Regions from separate parts of the Homo sapiens genome. Here region 2 is linked to region 1. Evidence: chromatin loops called from intact Hi-C (ENCODE). Cell type or tissue: IMR-90. All regions are shown on one strand. Each heading gives the region's core, and the rest is flanking DNA. Links, peaks and the distances in the headings are about the cores only. Region 1 overlaps RAPGEF4 (Rap guanine nucleotide exchange factor 4). Region 2 holds the start of LOC105373744 (a long non-coding RNA gene).

Region 1 (8,869 bases), core at 2,525-5,024:
TCCAGCTATCTCATTTCTCAGTCCACTGGATCACTCCTTCTCCTCCTTCTAAAACACAGACCTCCTTACTTAATTATCCACCCATCCTTAGTCCCATTGTGCAGCAGCATGCATGTTGATCTGCATGTGTGTGAGTGGGAACTGGGCCACACACTGGCCAAGTGTCTCAATGACGATGCCTCATTTATTCCTCACAACAGGTGAATGAGATAATGTATTTAAACTGCTTTGCATAGTGCCTGACTCAAAACAAATGCTTAATAAATTGCAGACACTCTTACTAACATGATCCAGCAATATCAGTAGTACTATTGCTATTTTATAGGTTGAGCAAATCAGGCTCAAGGATATTCAGTGACTTGCCCAAGACGATGGCTAGTAAGTAGAAGAGCTGAGATCAGAAACTAGTCAGTCTAATGATCTACCCACATACTTCTTAGATTGTCCTAGTAAGTATAAGTACCTCTTAGCCAAGGTTCAGTTGGAAAATCTGTTAAGGTACCAATTTAATTTATATTGATTCTTATTTCAGTCAGCCAATCTGTGTATTTATTGAATACCAAATAAGTCAAAATCACTAGGAAAATATAAAACATTTGGCATTGCTCCTCTTCTAATCTTCCAATTCCAATATTGAGATCCACTTGATCCTCCTTAGAGGATCAAATCCATCCCAGGCAATCCTCTTATTCATTAGGGGAAATTTAAACAATCACAAACAGGTAATTAAGAATTGAATTGAATCACTCATTCCTGTTATACCAGCACTTGGTGGAGGGGAGGTGAGGGGCTTGCTTGAAGCCAGGAATTTAAGACCAGCCTGGGCAACATAGTGAGACCCCCATCTCTAAAAAATAAATTAAAAATTAGCCAGGCATATTGGTGTTTGCCTATGGTCCCAGCTACTCAAGAGGGTGAGGCAGGAGGATCCCTTAATTCCAGGAGCTCAAAGTTACAGTAGGCTATGATCCCACCATTGCACTCCAGCCTGGGAGTCACAGCAAGACTCTGTCTCTAAAAAAATAAAATAAAATCGGCATTTCTGCTTTTCCCACTCTGATCCTGTGTCCCAGTTCTAATAACTGAGTTCTGACCCTGGTTGGAGAAACTGAGTTTCTGTCTTTCAGAGTCTCTGCCTTGATAACCTGCTGGGTACCCTAATTCTTCTCAAAGTGACAGTATCCTGTCTTGACAGCCCTTCCTGGGTCCCAGTTCCTCTCTGGCAGTCCTTCTGTGGCCAGACTTCTTAGGCAGCCTGCCCACTGCCCATCTCCACCACTGGGCCTGCTTTTGACTCCCTCCCATCAGCAGGCCAAGTCTCATCATGCTACCCCTGGTTAGACCAGCCTTGGCCCCTCCCCACACTAACCTGGGGGCTGTGTCACACCACCTTCCTGCTTCCTCTGCCCCTCCTGCCCAGTGCTGCCTGAACATGCCCTCGAGATATTTCCCACCTCCATCATGGATGCCCCCCAGATTCCAGGTTCTTTTCCTTTACCCAGCCAGGCACCAGCTGAAGTTAAGTCATGAGCACTGTCTTGGCACAGTGTTTTCAGTGGGATATGCAGGGTCCAGTTAACTTCATTCATAAAAGCTGGCATTAGGTAAGTTAATAAAGATGTCGATGAAGCCGCCCATGCTGGAAGGCAGGGCATCAGGCAAAGGACTCCCACGTGGAGGCTACCCATGGTCAGAACACTCAATGCTCAGCAGGGAAAATCCCCTGGAAGCAGCAGAGTGGAAAAGCCACGGGCCTTGGTAGACTTAATTCAAAACTTATCTCTGCCAATGACTGACCTGTGGGCTTTGGGCAAAATGCTCCCCAGAGCCTCAGTATCTTCATTTGTAAAATGGGCACAATCTTACTTGTAATATCATTAGCAGTATTAAATCAAAATAAAGTAATACACAGAGTCCATTATAGTGCTGTATAGTTTCTGGCACATAACAGGTGATCCATAAATAATGGAAATTATTATTTCTGACTTAGTCACAAACATGTATGGGTTATCCATATTTCTAAAAAGCAAAGCAGTTTTTTTCTATCATTTAAATAATAGAGAATCTCTATATTCATTTTGTTAATCTTCAACTAATGATGGCTTTCAACACTTAAATTCCAAGTTTTTCTGTCCCCTAGTCTGGATGTCAAGTGGATTGAATGATCTGCAAAACACTTCAGCTCTCTGGGGGAGCTCGTATTCAAAGGAACCCTTCTGACAAACCGTGCTGTAAATCAAAGAATCCTTTTGTACTGCAACTAATCACCTCTTAATTTATCTGCTTTGTACGTCTGAGTTATGTACACTGGGTTTTCTTAAAGCAGACATTCTCATATGAGGCGTTTTATTTGTTTCATTGTAAATATAGTAAACAGTATGGAAATGGGAATGGTGTTAAGAAAGCCAATGGTTATGTGTCATATAACTAAGACTGGTATTCAAGCTAAGGCACTTGTGCCTTGCAAATAAATAATGTCTATAAGCATCAGCTGAAATCCAACTTACACAAGTTATAGGTATTCTGATGGAATTTAAAATAGCTAACAATCAATTAAACAGACATAAGAATTCTCTGTGGTAAGTACATCTAGATTTTCTAAAAATTGTACTGTAATTTCAAGGGCTATCAGATCATCTTATTATGCACATTTAACTCACTTCCATATTCATGGCTCAAGAAGAGTTCATTGTCTCATGGCAAATTTATTGTTTTGGACATATACTGAGTTAACACCAAGGGAAAAATAATTGCTCCTTTAAATGTGTGGAGACAGAAACATATTTTTTTCTTTCTTAGAGATGAGGTCTTGCTATGTTGCCCAGGCTGGACTGCAGTGGCTATTCACAGGTGTGAACATAAATTCTAACAAGGCAAATATTTTTATAAGTTTTATTTTAGGCCTACAGGCAATATTTGCCATTAAGTTTCACAGCACCTGGGATTATTTCACGAACTTGAATTTAGTGCTGGAATTTACTGGGTGCTCCAAGTCATCTTAAGTAATAAAATTAAATGGAACCCAATCTCTTAATTTGTCAAGATGTTAGATTGTATGTGCTGCAGAAGCATTTCCTGCCAAATCAAGAGGGCAAAATACTTCTCAGGCAAATGTGTTTTCTAACAAACAGCAAAGACAAGGTCTGTTACTTTTAGAACACATCCCTGGAATCAGCATGTTCAATAAAGCTTAACAAGATCAGGCAAGCCGGCCGCAGGAAGGTTTGATGAGAATGGACTAGCATTAGCATTCTGGTAACTGAATCAGGGAGGCCAGCCTCATTTCAGTGGAGAGCCAGTCTGTCCAGCATTGTGACGCAGTTTTGCATCCAACCACCCAAACAAAGAATTACACGGCAAAAAAACTAAATGCAGGATGCAGGATGCTCAATAAACTCCCAATCAGCTCCTAACAAATAGCCTGACCTGAGCATAGACAAGTAGGAGGAGATTACAAACAACTGCTGTGGACTTGGCACCTTTCACGTTTTATGGGCTCAATAAATGTGCTCAGAAAAAAAATGTTTCCAATGATGGCAGTGTTCTCTGTTTGAAAATAACGGAGTGAAATGAGTGAATAGAAGAATCAGAGAGGCAAAGAGAAAGACAGACAAAGGTAGAGAGATCCGCATTACAACGAAACACACATGTTCTTCAAATTTTGTAAACAAAAATGCAATGCTTAAAAACATTTGTTACTGTAGAAGGAAAAAAGAGAAGGCAAATAAAAGCATATTATTTTACTTTAGGGAGAAAACTAGTATGAGATTTTTTTCTGAAATTGAGCTAAAATGTGCCAGATAATTTCACAGTGATAGATGAGGGGATGAAATTAAGTGATGACCAAGGCCAAGTGTAGCCCGGATTCTCTGATCCATGAAATGGCTGAACAACATTGTTAAACTTCTACTGTTTCAAATCCCAAGTACATTTCCTGCGTTTTCTATTCTGGCACTGCCCTCTTGTGATAAAACAACAGCATTGCAGTCATTGCAACCAACTTTTCTTGAAATGGTAATTTCAAAAAGCACAGACCCTCTGCCTCTATCCCAGGCTTTGTACTAAGTGCTTTACATACATCAGCTCATTTAAGATAAGAGCTATTATCCCCAATTTACAAGTAAGCTAACTGTGCATACCCACAGCCAATTAAGTGGCAATAGAATTTCAAAGGAGCTCTGAATTTAACCACCGTGGGTTGCATTGGGTAAATACTAATGCTTTCAATAGGCATCTGTGATAGAGATGTAAAGGTTTTAAAGAATTAATAAACCATCCATTTTCTATCTTGCAATATAAACTTTATTCTGTCAGCAGCCATTTGAAATTCTTCTTTCCTATGACTGGAAAAGCCTTTTTACTTTTTGAGAGGTAAAGATTAATTTAAAATCTTATATATATCTAGGATTTTGATACTTACTATGCCAAAAAAGCCCCTCACTTAAAAAATCTGCAGAGAAAAACAGGACCTTCTCTCTCCCTTTCTCTCTGTCTCTGAAGTAAACACACACACACACACACACACACACACACACACACACACACACAGCCGGATAATATCTGATACAATGAGATTTATAATCCTATTTATTGTTTTTAAGCTTGTTATTTATTGCTTATAACTTGTCCCAATGTTCATCTCTAACCCTAAATCGATTAAAATATTACTGAGAAAAAATACACCCATAGTATTATTCATTCTAGTGGGAAGGCAAAATATCTGACTTTTAGCCCTATGTAACTTTTAAGTTACACAGGCACCAAGACAGGAGAGGATCTTGTGCAGACAAGTACAGCAGTGGGGATCTGGAGGTGGATGTGTCCTGGTTAGGCTCAGGCAAGAGACTGAAGGTGGGGACAGATATTATTGGCGAAATGGAAGGATTAATCCTTGATAGAGGCCAAGTGGATGTTCCCAGTGGAAATCTACGTGAACATGTCAGCCAGGTTGGGACACCTTAGGAGGATGAAGTGGTCTGTGGGCAGGTCCCCTTCTTGGTGCTCTTTTCCTTGGGTTAAGATGAAGAATGGCTAAGGCAGGAAGGGTGTCTGAGAAGCTGGGAGAGATGCCTCTGATAATTACGCATAGTGGTAAGAGTGTTGCAGTAGGTTTCATTTTATAGAGTAGTGAAATAAATATAATTTATAGAAAGATAATTACAAGGATTTGTCAGCCTTTAAAAGTTCCTGAAAGTAATAGGGGCAGAATAATCTATGCATTTCCTACAATTCTTAGGACAAACACGTTTTCAAGGCAGTAACAAAAGAAATGAAAGCAATGCAGCCCCAGCTCCTAAGGGAGGGTCTCCGAGAGGCAGACAGAGTCCACCGTCCCTCCCGTCCAGGGACCATTGTCTCCCCTCCAGTCTCTTGAAGCCTTGAATTAGGGAAACTTGACTGAGAGGAAAACAAAGAGAAGAAGCAACATGTGGTCCTGGGGCCTGCCTGGAAAGGGCCTGACTGTGAGAGGGGAAAGCAGTGGGTTCCCCTGCTCAGCAGGAATCCATGCCACTATCTGATGCTTCCTGGGCCCAGAGAAGACCCATGGGGTAAGGCCCAGTCAGCCTGCAACTCACGCCTCCTACAATGGCCAACTTCTGGCCATTCTGGTGGGTGGGCTGACCAGGGGTGACACTGGAAGGTGAGCCATTCCAGTCCTGCAGCCCGATAGCTTTTTTCTCCATCCTCCCTTCCTAAGAGAGGGCCTGAAGTGTACATCAGCACTCATCGAAATGTCTGTAGTTAATACTTCTCTGAAATGTAGAATCATGACTTTTTTTAATATATAATTTTAGGCTTCAGCAATCCAGGGGCAAAAAAGGATCCCCATCACCCCTCTCCACCCCACTACGGACACTGGAGGAGCTTGTGAGCAGGTGCCCTTGGGAGCAGATGCCTTGCAGGCTTTGCAGATTCCCCAGGGAATGACTGCACGCACTGCCTAAAGCACAGGAGAGCAGAGGCAGAATGCTGGATGGGCTCAGGAGGCCAGGTACTCCCCGTTCCCAGGCTCACCACTGCGTCATCCTGAACAGCTACTCAGGCATCAGGCACTAAGCAAGAAACAGCATAGCTGTTTCCCAAACAGGGTAGGCTCAAACCAAAGAAAGTTCCTGAAATGCTCTGTAAATGAACAGTTACTACTACATGCTCTGGGTATATTGCTGATGAAAAATAAGTAGGACCCTCAACCCAGTATTCAAAAAATTCAGGAAGAATTTGCTAGACCAATTACACAGAAGAAGCTGTGTGTTTTTTAACCTAGACAGTAAAAAATATAAGGGAATGACAAGAAGGGAGAAAAAGTAATATTAACTTGAAACAGGAAGGCAATATGAATTTGAGTCAAATAGAATAGTTACACCCCATGTATTCTTGAAATTTATATACAGATATATCTTTCTACCACCATATGCAAGAAAGAGGTTGATTTTTTTTTTCAGAAAAAATTCCATCAAATCACTCATACTGATACAGTTTGGCTGTGTCCCCACCCAAATCTCATCTTGAATTGTAACTCCCACAATTCCCACATGTCATGGGAGGAACTGGTGGAAGGAAATTGAATTATGGGGGCAGGTCTTTTCTGCACTGTTCTCATGATAGTCTCAGATGGAGATGAGGAACTTGTTGGGAACTGGAGCAAAGGTGGCTCTTGTTATGTTTTAGCAAAGACACTGGTGGCGTTTTATCCCTACCCTAGAGATTTGTGGAACTTTGAACTTGAGAGAGATGATTTAGGGTTTCTGGCAGAAGAAATTTCTATGCAGCAAAGCATTCAAGAGGTGACTTGGGTGCCGTTAAAGGCATTCAGTTTTATAAGGGAGGCAGAGCATAAAAGTTTGGAAAATTTGCAGCCTGACAATGTGATAGAAAATAAAATCCCATTTTCTGAGAAGAAATTCAAGCCAGCTACAGAAATTTGCATAAGTAACAGGGAGCCAAATGTACTCCCCAAGACAATGGGGAAAATGTCTCTAGGACATGTCAGAGATCTTCATGGTGGCCCCTCCCATCACAGGCCCAGAGGCCTAGGAGGAAAAAATGGTTTCATGGGCCAAGCCCAGGGTACTGGTGCTATGTGCAGCCTAGGAACTTGGTGCCCTGCATCCTAGCCACTCCAGCCATGACCAAAAGGGGCCATGGTACAGCTCGGGCCATGGCTTCAGAGGGTGCAAGCCCCAAGCCTTGGCAGCTTCCATGTGGTGTTGAGCCTGCAGATGTACAGAAGTCAAGAATTGAGGTTTGGGAACCTCTGCCTAGATTTCAGAGGATGTATGGAAATGCATGGATGTCCAGGCAGAAGTTTGCTGCAGGGCTTTCATGGAGAACGTCTGCTAGGGCAGTGCGGAAGGGAAATGTGGGGTCAGAGCCCCCACACAGAGTCCCTACTGGGGAACCCCTAGTGGAGCTGTGAAAACAGCTGGTATCCTCCAGATACCAGAATGGTAGATCCACCAATAGCTTGCACCATGCACCTGGAAAAGCTGCATACACTCAATGCCAGCCCATGAAAGCAACCAGAAGGGAGGCTATACTCTGCAAAGCCATAGGGACCAAGCTGCCCAAGACGATGGGAACACGCCTTCCACCTCTTGCGTCAGCATGACCTGAATATGAGACATAGAGTCAAAGGAGATCATTTTGGAGCTTTAAGATTTGACTGCCCTGCTGGATTTCAGACTTGCATGGGGCCTGTAGCCTTTGTTTTGGCCAATTTCTCCCATTTGGAATGGCTGTATTTAACCAATGCCTGTACCCCCATTGTATCTAGGAAATAACTAAGTTGCTTTTAATTTTACATGCTCATAGGCAGAAGGGACTTGCCTTGTCTCAGATAAGACATTGGACTGTGGACTTTTGAGTTGATGCTGAAATGAATTAAGACTTTGGGAGACTGTTAGGAAGGCATGATTGGTTTTGAAATGTGAGGACATGAGATTTGGTAGTGGCCAGGGATGGAATTATATGGTTTGGCTGTGTCCTCACCTAAATCTCACCTTGAATTATAACTCCCACAATTCCCATGTGTTGCAGGAAGAACCTGGTGGAAGGTAATTGAATTATGGGGGTGGGTCTTTCCTGTACTGTTCTCTGATAGTGAATGAATCTCACAAGATCTGACCGTTTTAAAGATGGGATTTTCCCTGCACAAGCTCTCTTTGCCTGCTGCCATCCATGTAAGATGTGACTTGCTCATCCTTGCCTTCTGCCATGATTGTGAGGTCTCTCTAGCCATGTGGAACTATAAGTCCAATAAACTCATTTCTTTTGTAAATTGCCCAGTCTCAGGTATGTCTTTCTGAGCAGCATGAAAATGGACTAATATACATACCTAATAAATGTATAGCATAAAATACTATTGCAGAATCTGGGAAAGGTGGTCTCCCTCATGTATTCCCATTTCCATTAGTAGCATCACTGTCCACCTCTTCACCCAAGTCAGGAGCCTCCCTTTCTCTCTACACCTCCACATCCCATCACCGTCAGTTCTAACCATTTTGTCTCCATCTTGTACACAGTGTACTTCACTTTCCCTCCCTATCACCTACACTTATCTACCCCACCCTCTAATCCAGATGCCCTTTGGAGGGAGGGCCACACCCCTTTCACTGTGCATCGCCAGATCAAAGAGAGGGTAGGAGGAGGATTGCCTCCAACAGCACCTGGGCAGTGGGCTTAGAGGGGAGGGCTGTGGGGCTCAGAGCTGCATCAGACACCCAGGTGGGAGTTGGAGAAGCTGCAAGGGGAAAGCTCCTCCCTGCATTCCTTATTCCTTAATGGCTGGCTCAGCTCCCCACCTCTCTTCCTTCCCCTTCCGGTCCTTCTGGTTGGCACCTATACAACCACAATGGGCAAGCATTGAGCC
Region 2 (8,869 bases), core at 2,371-4,870, 640 kb before region 1:
CTTAAAAGCTTCCCCTACATTTCATTTTGGCGGCAGCTCTCAATGCAAAATGTTTTGGGACACTTTGTATTAAGTGTGTTATTGGCACTAATGGTACATAAAAATCAATTGTATTAAATCTTCATGACTTCAGGTAATTTGTCTGGGAAAATGACATTCTCCATTTCCCCCTAGGATTTTGAATTTGTCTGTATGTTCTTTTTCCCACCTCGGTGCTGTTTTGAACAAACAACAAAAATTACATAAACTGTCGAATATCCTTTTCTTCACATTTTCCCTACTGCACCTTCTCATTGTGTGAATTGGCACAGTCTCCTGAACGCAATTGTGTTTACTTCTGGGCATACTGTATAATTTAAGTTTCTGCAATATAAAATAAGTCTGCGGCGATATTTTTACTTGTTCCGACAATGTCCAAAGTTGTCTCTCACTGTTTTTATTTAAAGGAACTAGACACAAACCTGGCTGCTTTAACCACGGCCTCTGGGAGGGCTACAGCTGAGAAAATCCGCTGTCAGGAAGAAGTGAATAGAACTAACAAGACTATTGAGCGCGCCAACAGATTAGTGAAAGGTCTGGAGGTGAGGTCCTACAGGGCAGACTAATGAAGCAGGCTGCAGAAAGCACTTCTTTGTTATACACTACTGATCTGGCAATAACAGCAGCACTTAGCAAAGAGCCTGATGAGCTGAAAAAATTATGTCATTATCATTCATTTTTTTCATAATAGAAACATGTTTTTGACCTTTACATTTTCTTACATTTTACCATGCTGCGGCCTGTATTAACTGTAAGATTACCTAGTGACTAGCATATTCACGAAACCCTACAGGAAAGGGAACAGCCGCTCTTTCCTGAGTATTGACAAATAAAGTTGATGCAATAAAAAAAAGCAAAGACTTTATTTGGAACAATTAGACAATGCTAATGACAGAGCCCTAGGTTGGTTTTCCACGAAGCGCAATGCAATTTGTCCGACTTAGTTAAGGAATATGATAATGCCCTAATTATCTGTCTAAGATGTGCCCTGGATATTACAGAGGAGACAAAGGATAAAGAGTGGCAAACCATGAATTATCCGAAATAATCCATATTGTTAAAGGTTGGCTCCTGAGAAAGTCTGGTCACTGGCAGCTTTCTCATTTGCCATTCATCTATTGTTAATTTCATCTTTTGTATATATTCAAATTTTTTCCCTGGGTTAACATGTGTTGGGAGAATGTCTCTTCTTGTTCCCTGCCATTGTAGGAGGCATGTTTTTTTGCAACCAGCAGCTTTCCATGCCTTTCTTTTATTTTGGTAACTGGACGTAGAGTGGGCCAAGAAAGCATCAACCCACTGCTAATTAAACAGATTTATCCAACTGGATATTGTTAGGAGAATTTAAAATATAAATTGATGAGTGCTTGTTTGGTGCCATTTGAAGTAAAAACTGAAAGGATTTATGGGCTGAGAAGAAAAAGTCTCAGTGTCTCAGATGAAAGCCAGAAAATTTAATGAATTTAAATGTATCCCACCAGGGTGGCCATATTTCTTCTCACTGTGAGACACTGATGCCTCTCAAATTAATGGAAGCAAATTACTATCTTAATCTGACAAATCTATCACTGTTTTATCAAATCAGTTTGCTGGCTCTCAAATAGATCGGGGGAAATAGTAGAGGAGTATCAATGGACTTCTTTCAAAAGAGTCGTGGGCACCCAATACTCTAAAAGACCGTCCTGAGCTCTGCTGTCTTAGACTCACTTCCTCAGACAGAGGTCTTTATGCAAAAATACCTGTAGGAACAAACTCTAGGCAATACCACACTCGAAGCCCACAGAGGGCTGGACCTCTGCCAGCATTTTCTGTCTGTTGCTCTACCTTTTCCGACATAATGAATCTGTGGCCTCCAGAGAACATTTACGAGGACTGTGAACACAGGACGCCTGTGGGGAGACCTGGCTCTCCTGAGCAGCTTTCACTTTATATGCGAGCTCCTTTGCAAGCCAGACCCCCATGCAGCCTGTTGAGAAACCACATTGCCATAACTAACCCGTCAAGTAAATTCTACCACCCCATGGTGGAAATGCTCAATGTGTCTACTCCAAACCTTCTTTGTGGAAATACTTGTGCCATTTATTTGGAGGCATCCTATAGCAAACCGAAGCGTTGGGGATTCTGTAGCCATGTGGAAATGCATGTGCTTCTGTACTTACTTCCATGATGACAGAAGCCAACCACGTAAGTGTCACAGAAACACTGCCATCTCTGCTTCTCTGGCAAATTGGACAATTAAGGCTTATTTCCTACAAGTATGTCTTTCTTTCTTAAGTTGTGTGTTCTTAGTACTTAAAAATGTTTTGATAGTTAGCCCATTAAATATTACCATTCTGGAGGTGGAATTTGCTTTAAAATGTTTCTTTTCCCTTTTTTTTTTCTTTTTTTTTTGCTTCTGCTCTATTCATATACTCTTTCATATTTTCTTTCCTTCTAGTTTTTCTTCTTTTCTTCAATACACTCTCCTTCCTGCCTCTTTCGGAAAAATCTTCCTGTCTTCTTGTCCTTCCTTCCTTCCCTCTTTTCCTTTCTCATTTCATTCTGTTTTTCTTTCTAGTATTTTTTCTACTGCATTTTTCTGAGTTAAGAATAAATCTAATTACTACGATTTTTTAAAAAGATAATTATTTTAAAGCAAACTATTAACTGTTCCTGTAAAAAAATGGTCTGTTACAATAAGCTCTGTGTTTACAGTTTAAAATTTATTTTGGAATAATCAGTGTCTGCATTTGTAAGTTCTGTTCATTTCTCTCTCTTTGGTATTGTACTAATAGCCACTTCATTATCATTTTAAATAATTCTTTGGTATAATTCATTATTAAATGTTGTTTTGAGAATTGTTTTCTCCAAGACTATTTTATTACCATCATGAAATTCATTTAATTAGTATGCTTGTAAAATTAGTACAAATTTTAAAAATAAAATGTAGAGATGTTACTAAGACTCGTTGCTTTAAAATATACTGCTGTCTTTTGGCGGGGAAATCTCAGAACATGAATAAAAATATTAAGAGTATATATGTTCTTCAATCCAGGAATCCCATTGCTAGGACTTTATCCTAAGGAAATACAAATATGGCAAGCATTCACCACTAGAATATTTGTTACAGCACTGTTTATAATAGCTATAAAGTGGAAATAACCTCAATGGCCCAAAACTGAATACTGGCTAAAAAAGTTAGGGTCATCCATTATATAAATTATCATACACCTGTTAAAAATTATATTGTAGGCCGGGCACGGTGGCTCACGCCTGCAATCCCAGCACTTTGGGAGGCCGAGGTGGGCGGATCACGAGATCAGGAGATCGAGACCATCCTGGCTAACACGGTGAAACCCCGTCTCTACTAAAAAATACAAAAAAATTAGCCGGGCGTGGTGGCAGACGCCTGTAGTCCCAGCTACTTGGGAGGCTGAGGCAGGAGAATGGCGTCAACCCGGCAGGCGGAGCTTGCAGTGAGCCGAGATCCCGCCACTGCACTCCAGCCTGGGCGACAGAGCGAGACTCCGTCTCAAAAAAAGAAAAAGAAAAAAATAAATATACATATATATATATATATAGTAGAAGAATATTTTTCATCATATGAGAAAATGTTTTGAGTATATTTTGAAGTAAATAAAACAGTTTACAAAATAAGATACATGTTGTGATCTCAGTTTAGTAGTACATTGCCTCTCACCTCCAAATCTACTTTCATGACCTGTTTTGCTTTCATAGGCTGGACCCTTCAAGCATTTTTTCCTTTGCAGCGAGAATGAGGTTTAGCTTGTCGGTAGAGGGCGCAGGAGAGACACTGCAGGAGGAAGAAGCTACCCCACGAGCCCCGCCCAAGGTTCCCGGACGTCCGTCGGACGGCCGTTGTTTTTCTACTTGCTCCTAGCGCACCACTGCCAGAAGCCTCTGCCCCTGCCACACACCCAGAGCATGCAGTTTCTCTGCAAGTTCTCAGAGAGCCCCAGCCGGTGACCCCCAACAGAGACACCACTCACCCCGGGCCTCTATCTGTCCTGCCAACAAGATGACTCTTTGTGCCCTGGCTGTCTCTGAGGACCTGCCCTGCAGACATATGTTCCCCCTTTTCCCTGCAACCATGCACCAGTTCTGTCTCAGGCAGCCAGGAGAGCTCCACCATTCAATGGAGCTGAGAATCTCTTTTCCCTCACTGTCTGAATCCGTCGTGGGGAAAAGGACCTCCTTCAAAGTGGTTCCTCCCGATTTTCATCCTCAGCCCTAGGATATTGTTTAGAGCATTGTTTTCACCTTCCTAGTTAGGCCTACGTTATAGTTAACAATTATTTATAATAAATTTTCCCTGTTCAAATTACTGTGTGGTTTCTGTCTCCTGATTGGCCTATGACTAATAAACATGTTTATGTAGAAGAGAGGAAAAAAAAGACTGAAACAAAAAGCCAAAACGTTAACAGTGGTTAACTCTGGGTAGTATAATTAGAGGTTGTTTTTATTCTGGCCTTTGTGATTTGCGATATTTTCCATAATATTTTGTAAAGAGCTTTTATTTCATTTACTTATTTTAGTTTCTATTTCTAAGACTATTGTGCTACCTATTTACCTGTGTAGCAAACCTGCATATTCTGCACGTGTGTCCCGGAACTTAAAGTAAAATAAAATAAGATTATTGTGCTAGCAAAAGTTGAGTCTTGATAGTATATGTTGTTGCTACAAAATTCAGATTCAAAACCAAAATGATCGTGTTAGTTTGTCTTTTCAGTGAGCAAATTGGGTGAAGCTTGCCTGACAGTGGGACCACACAGAGCCATGTAATTCCTACTAAGAACTGGCCTCTATACAGGGATCACCCACTCTCAGCTCCCTGAACCTTGGGTTTTAATGTCTGAACTCTGGTTTTAAAGTCAGCCTTTTAAAAAAATTTTTTTCTTATTTAACTGAAATTGCTGATCTCTGTATCATTCCAATTTTAATATATGTGCTGCCAAAGTGAGCACTAAAGTCACCCTTTTAATGCAAAAGTATTAAGAACTGTTTTTGTAAATAGTACGGCGATTTTTTTATTTTTATTTTTATTTTTGAGACAAGGTCTCACTCTGTCACCCAGGCTAGAGTGCAGTGGCATGATCACAGCTCACGGCAGCATCAACCTCCCAGGCTCAGGTGATCCTCCCACCTCAGCCTTCCTAGTAGCTGGGACTAGAGCTACAGCCACAGCCACACGCCACCATGCCCAGCTAATTTTTTGTGTGTGTGCGGAGATGGAGTTTTGCCATATTGCGCAGGCTGATCTCAAACTCTTGGGCTCAACTGATCCACCTGCCTTGGCCTCTCAAAGTCCTAGGATTACAGTTGTTAGCCACAACACCCAGACCAATGATTTTTAAGAGTACTATATTCATCTTGAAAAATACATCATGCAATGTTATTGCAGCCTTCTGCTTTTTAGAGAGACATTTCTATACAAATAGCAAATTGGCTTGTTGCTGTTTCAGCAGAAGTACCACTAATGTAAGAAGGAAGCCATGGTAGGCAAAATTCAAAGATAGCTTTCCAGATACTCAGCCTGCAGTACACACTCCTTCTCCCAGTTATTCAATCAAACACTGCCATGAAAGGATTTTTGCAAATGTAATTAAGGTCCCAAGCCAGTTGACCTTAAGATAGGAAGATTATCCCAGCGGGCCTGACATAATTATATGAGCCCTTTAAAAGTAGAGGATTTTCTCTGGCTAGTTGCAAAAGAGGATCAAGTCAGGTTGAGAGCCCAAGGGGGATTCAACTTCACCATGTGTGAATTTTGAAGATGCAGGAAGCCAAGTGGTGGGGAATGTGGGCAGTCTCCAGGAGGTGAAAACAGCCCCAAGCTGACAGCCAGAAAGGGAACAAGGACCTCAGTCCTGCAGCCACAAGGAACAGAATTCTGCCAACAATCTGAAAGAGACTGGAAGCCCAGGCCTCCAGATTAGAATACAGTGACTAAAAAGCAAACATTGGATCTAGCTGGATGCCACTTATTTTCCAGTGTTCAGTGACACAGACTATAAGCCCCTTGAAGGTACAACATATTCCTTGGGATTATGACCCTTAATTCCCATACATCCATATGGTTGTCCTTGTTGAATAACCCTTCCCCACTACCAACACACACAGTGTTCTGGATTAGGGATTAATATTCTGGATTACAGAGTCTGTGGATTAGTGGTTGGCCGTACTAGATTGCTTTTCTTCCCTTGAGGATATGTTTACAAAGAGTGACTTCATGGTGAGCAAAGACTTGAGATATGACTAGTACTTCTCATATTTTGGTTATGGTTCTGAAATGGAATCATCTCTTATTCAGTAATAGGTCTCTGTTTTCTAACATTCTTTTACCTCTGTTTCCTGCTCCCCTACCCCTTCCACCTTTCTCATAGTCCTTTTTGCCCTTATCTTCCTAATATAATCTCTCTAATCTGGTTACTTTTTGCTTTTATTATCATTATTTTTTGATGTGTGTAGCCATTTTTTCCACTTTCTTTTTTATTTTTGGTCAGTTGTGCAAGGGTATAAGGAAATAAGAGGTATAAACAAGTTATTGGAAACTTTAAGTGATTTTTCTTATCAGCTTTCAAGTCCTCAATAACAGTTTGAAATCTGGTTTGAGATCACTTTAAATGATTTCTACAAGTAATGAGAGGAGAGCTAAGCTCTTAATAGAGGGTAAATAATTTGGAAAGTCCTTAAGAGAAGTTTGTCACTTTGAATTTATATGATGTCACCAAAGTAAAAAGCAAAATTGCTCCCCTGGGACAGGAGTTGCCATGGGACCTCCCACCCACCAGCTGGGCTTTCTCTGCTCTCTGAGCGAGTTGCTTTTATGCCAGTTTCCTAATAGGTATTAATCCTGGTCCACTAATTCCAAATAACTCTACAAACAGTTATTTCTCTAGTTTCCTATAGCCATGTCAACAATAAGGCAAAATAACACTTTATTTCCCTTTGGATAGCTGACTGGGGATTGAATTACAGAAGCCGTGAAATCAGTGAAACTCCTTGAGATGATCAAGTTGGAAGGGCAGTGATGCATGCTTTCTCTGTTGACAAGACTGACATTGTAAGTTTGAAAAGTCTTTATTGCTGTTTCAATCTGTGCTCACCAAGAAGGAAAATGATTTGAAAATCGAGTTGAAAATTCAGCTAGGAGATGAGTTCTTCATCTGCCTTTCCTCTGTGCAAGGTAATTTCCTTGGGAGCACTTTCCCACTGGAGAAACTGGAAACAGCCCAGGGCAGTCATACAAGTCAGAATGAAGGTTAAACCCACAGGACATCTACTTGATGAGTGCTATGGGTTGAATTGTGTCCCCAAAAAGGCGTACATTGAGGGAACTAACAGTACTTGAGAATGAGGTCGTATTTGGATCTAAGGTCATTGCTGATGGAATGAGTTAAGATGAGCTCACGTTGGAGGAAGGTGGGCCCCTAATCCAATATGACCAATAAGGTGTGCTTGGAAAAAGGGCAATTTTGGGCACAGAGACAGACACACTGGGAGAAGGCGATGTGAAGATTGAAGTCATGCTGCCAAGACAAGGGGCTACCAGAAGCTAGGACAGAGGACCGAACGATCCTTCCCAGGACCTTCACAGGAAGCAAGGCTCTGCCCACACCTTGAATCCAGACTTCTGCTGGTCTAAGCCACCCAGTTTGTGGCACTTTGTTATGGCATCTTGTTTCCTCGGAAACGGATATGGTTATGATTCTCCCTTCCTTGCTCTTAACTGAGTGCTCTTGGCAAGCACTGCATCCCCATGACCCTTAGACCCATTGTGAAAATGACAGGGGGTTTGAAGCAGGGGCAACGAGCAGGGTCGCACAAGGCCTTTCGACCCAGGAGCAAACCAGAGATGTCTGCATGGTACTGCCCCAATTCACTCTGCAAAGTCCAGAAACGAGGTCCCTTGCCACACCCATTTCACCGTGGTAGCCAAACCAAAGAGCTGCTGCCCCCACAATTATGACCTAATGTTCCATTCTACTGAACATGGACAGGGACGCAAAGAGGCCATAACAGAATTTGTCTGGAGATGGTTATTTGCTGTAAGTGTATTGTGTGCATATCTTTTTAAATGATGAAACTGCCCACTGAAAAGTGAGGATTTCACTCTTCTCCAGCATACAATATAAAAGAGCAAACACCTTAACCCTACTTTCCATACTATACATTTCTTGCAGTTGCCCAAATATAGCTTCTCGCGTGCATTTTGGAGAAATCTGTTATTTTTAGCAACCCGCCATTTTGAGTCACTAGTATGAAATTAGCCGGATTTTCTTTTTCTTTCTGCTCAAAGGTCTTTGTGGTGATATAATCAAATTAGCTCATTTAAAAGTCGACTGTGGGCCAGGCGCGGTGGCTCACACCTGTAACCCCAGCATTTCGGAAGGCAGAGGTGGACGGATCACCTGAGGTCAGGAGTTTGAGACCAGCCTGGTCAGCATGCTGAAACCCCGTCTCTACTAAAAGTACAAAAATTAGCCGGGCATGGTGGTGGGCACCTGTAATCCCAGCTACTCAGAAGGCTGAGGCAGGAGAATCTCTTGAACCCTGGAGGCAGAGGTTGCAGTAAGCTGAGATCATGCCACTACACTTCAGCCGTGGTGACAGAGCTGGACTCTGTCTCAAAAAAAAAAAAAAAAGTCTACTGTGTACTTTATATATATTTTTCCTGATATTGAAGCTGGTGGGTATTGTAGTTGGCTGCAGTATCAATTTGTTTGATTTTATTCTATAAACATGGAATTAAAGTCACTTAATCTTAGCATGCAGTTTTATGCAAATATATACAAAGTATATGCAAGTGATGCCCATTGTACCTGCAGGG

Evidence for each region. Peaks named below come from ENCODE experiments on the same cell type or tissue, not always from the same donor. Only the 100,000 strongest peaks of a DNase experiment are listed, where the experiment ranks them.
Region 2: a loop joins it to region 1, with 6 times the contacts of the local background. A loop is called at or near these places in 3 of 110 quality-filtered maps.

The regions. Positions count from the first base shown.
Region 1 is chr2:172,801,695-172,810,563 of GRCh38, reverse strand. All of the region lies in intron 3 of RAPGEF4 (Rap guanine nucleotide exchange factor 4), which reads right to left. Among named protein-coding and RNA genes, the nearest start is that of RAPGEF4-AS1, 70 kb to the right of the region's middle. RefSeq lists a silencer at 7,010-7,200. In IMR-90, for the core only: a CTCF peak has its summit at 3,960 (motif pointing left); a DNase peak (open chromatin) is centred at 3,943.
Region 2 is chr2:173,444,325-173,453,193 of GRCh38, reverse strand. LOC105373744 (a long non-coding RNA gene) reads left to right here and starts at 6,414. Exons shown (of 4, transcript XR_923586.2): 1 at 6,414-6,569; 2 at 6,996-7,102. RefSeq lists an enhancer at 1,864-1,933. In IMR-90, for the core only: a CTCF peak has its summit at 3,803 (motif pointing right); a DNase peak (open chromatin) is centred at 3,833; H3K4me3 peaks cover 186 bases; H3K27ac peaks cover 260 bases.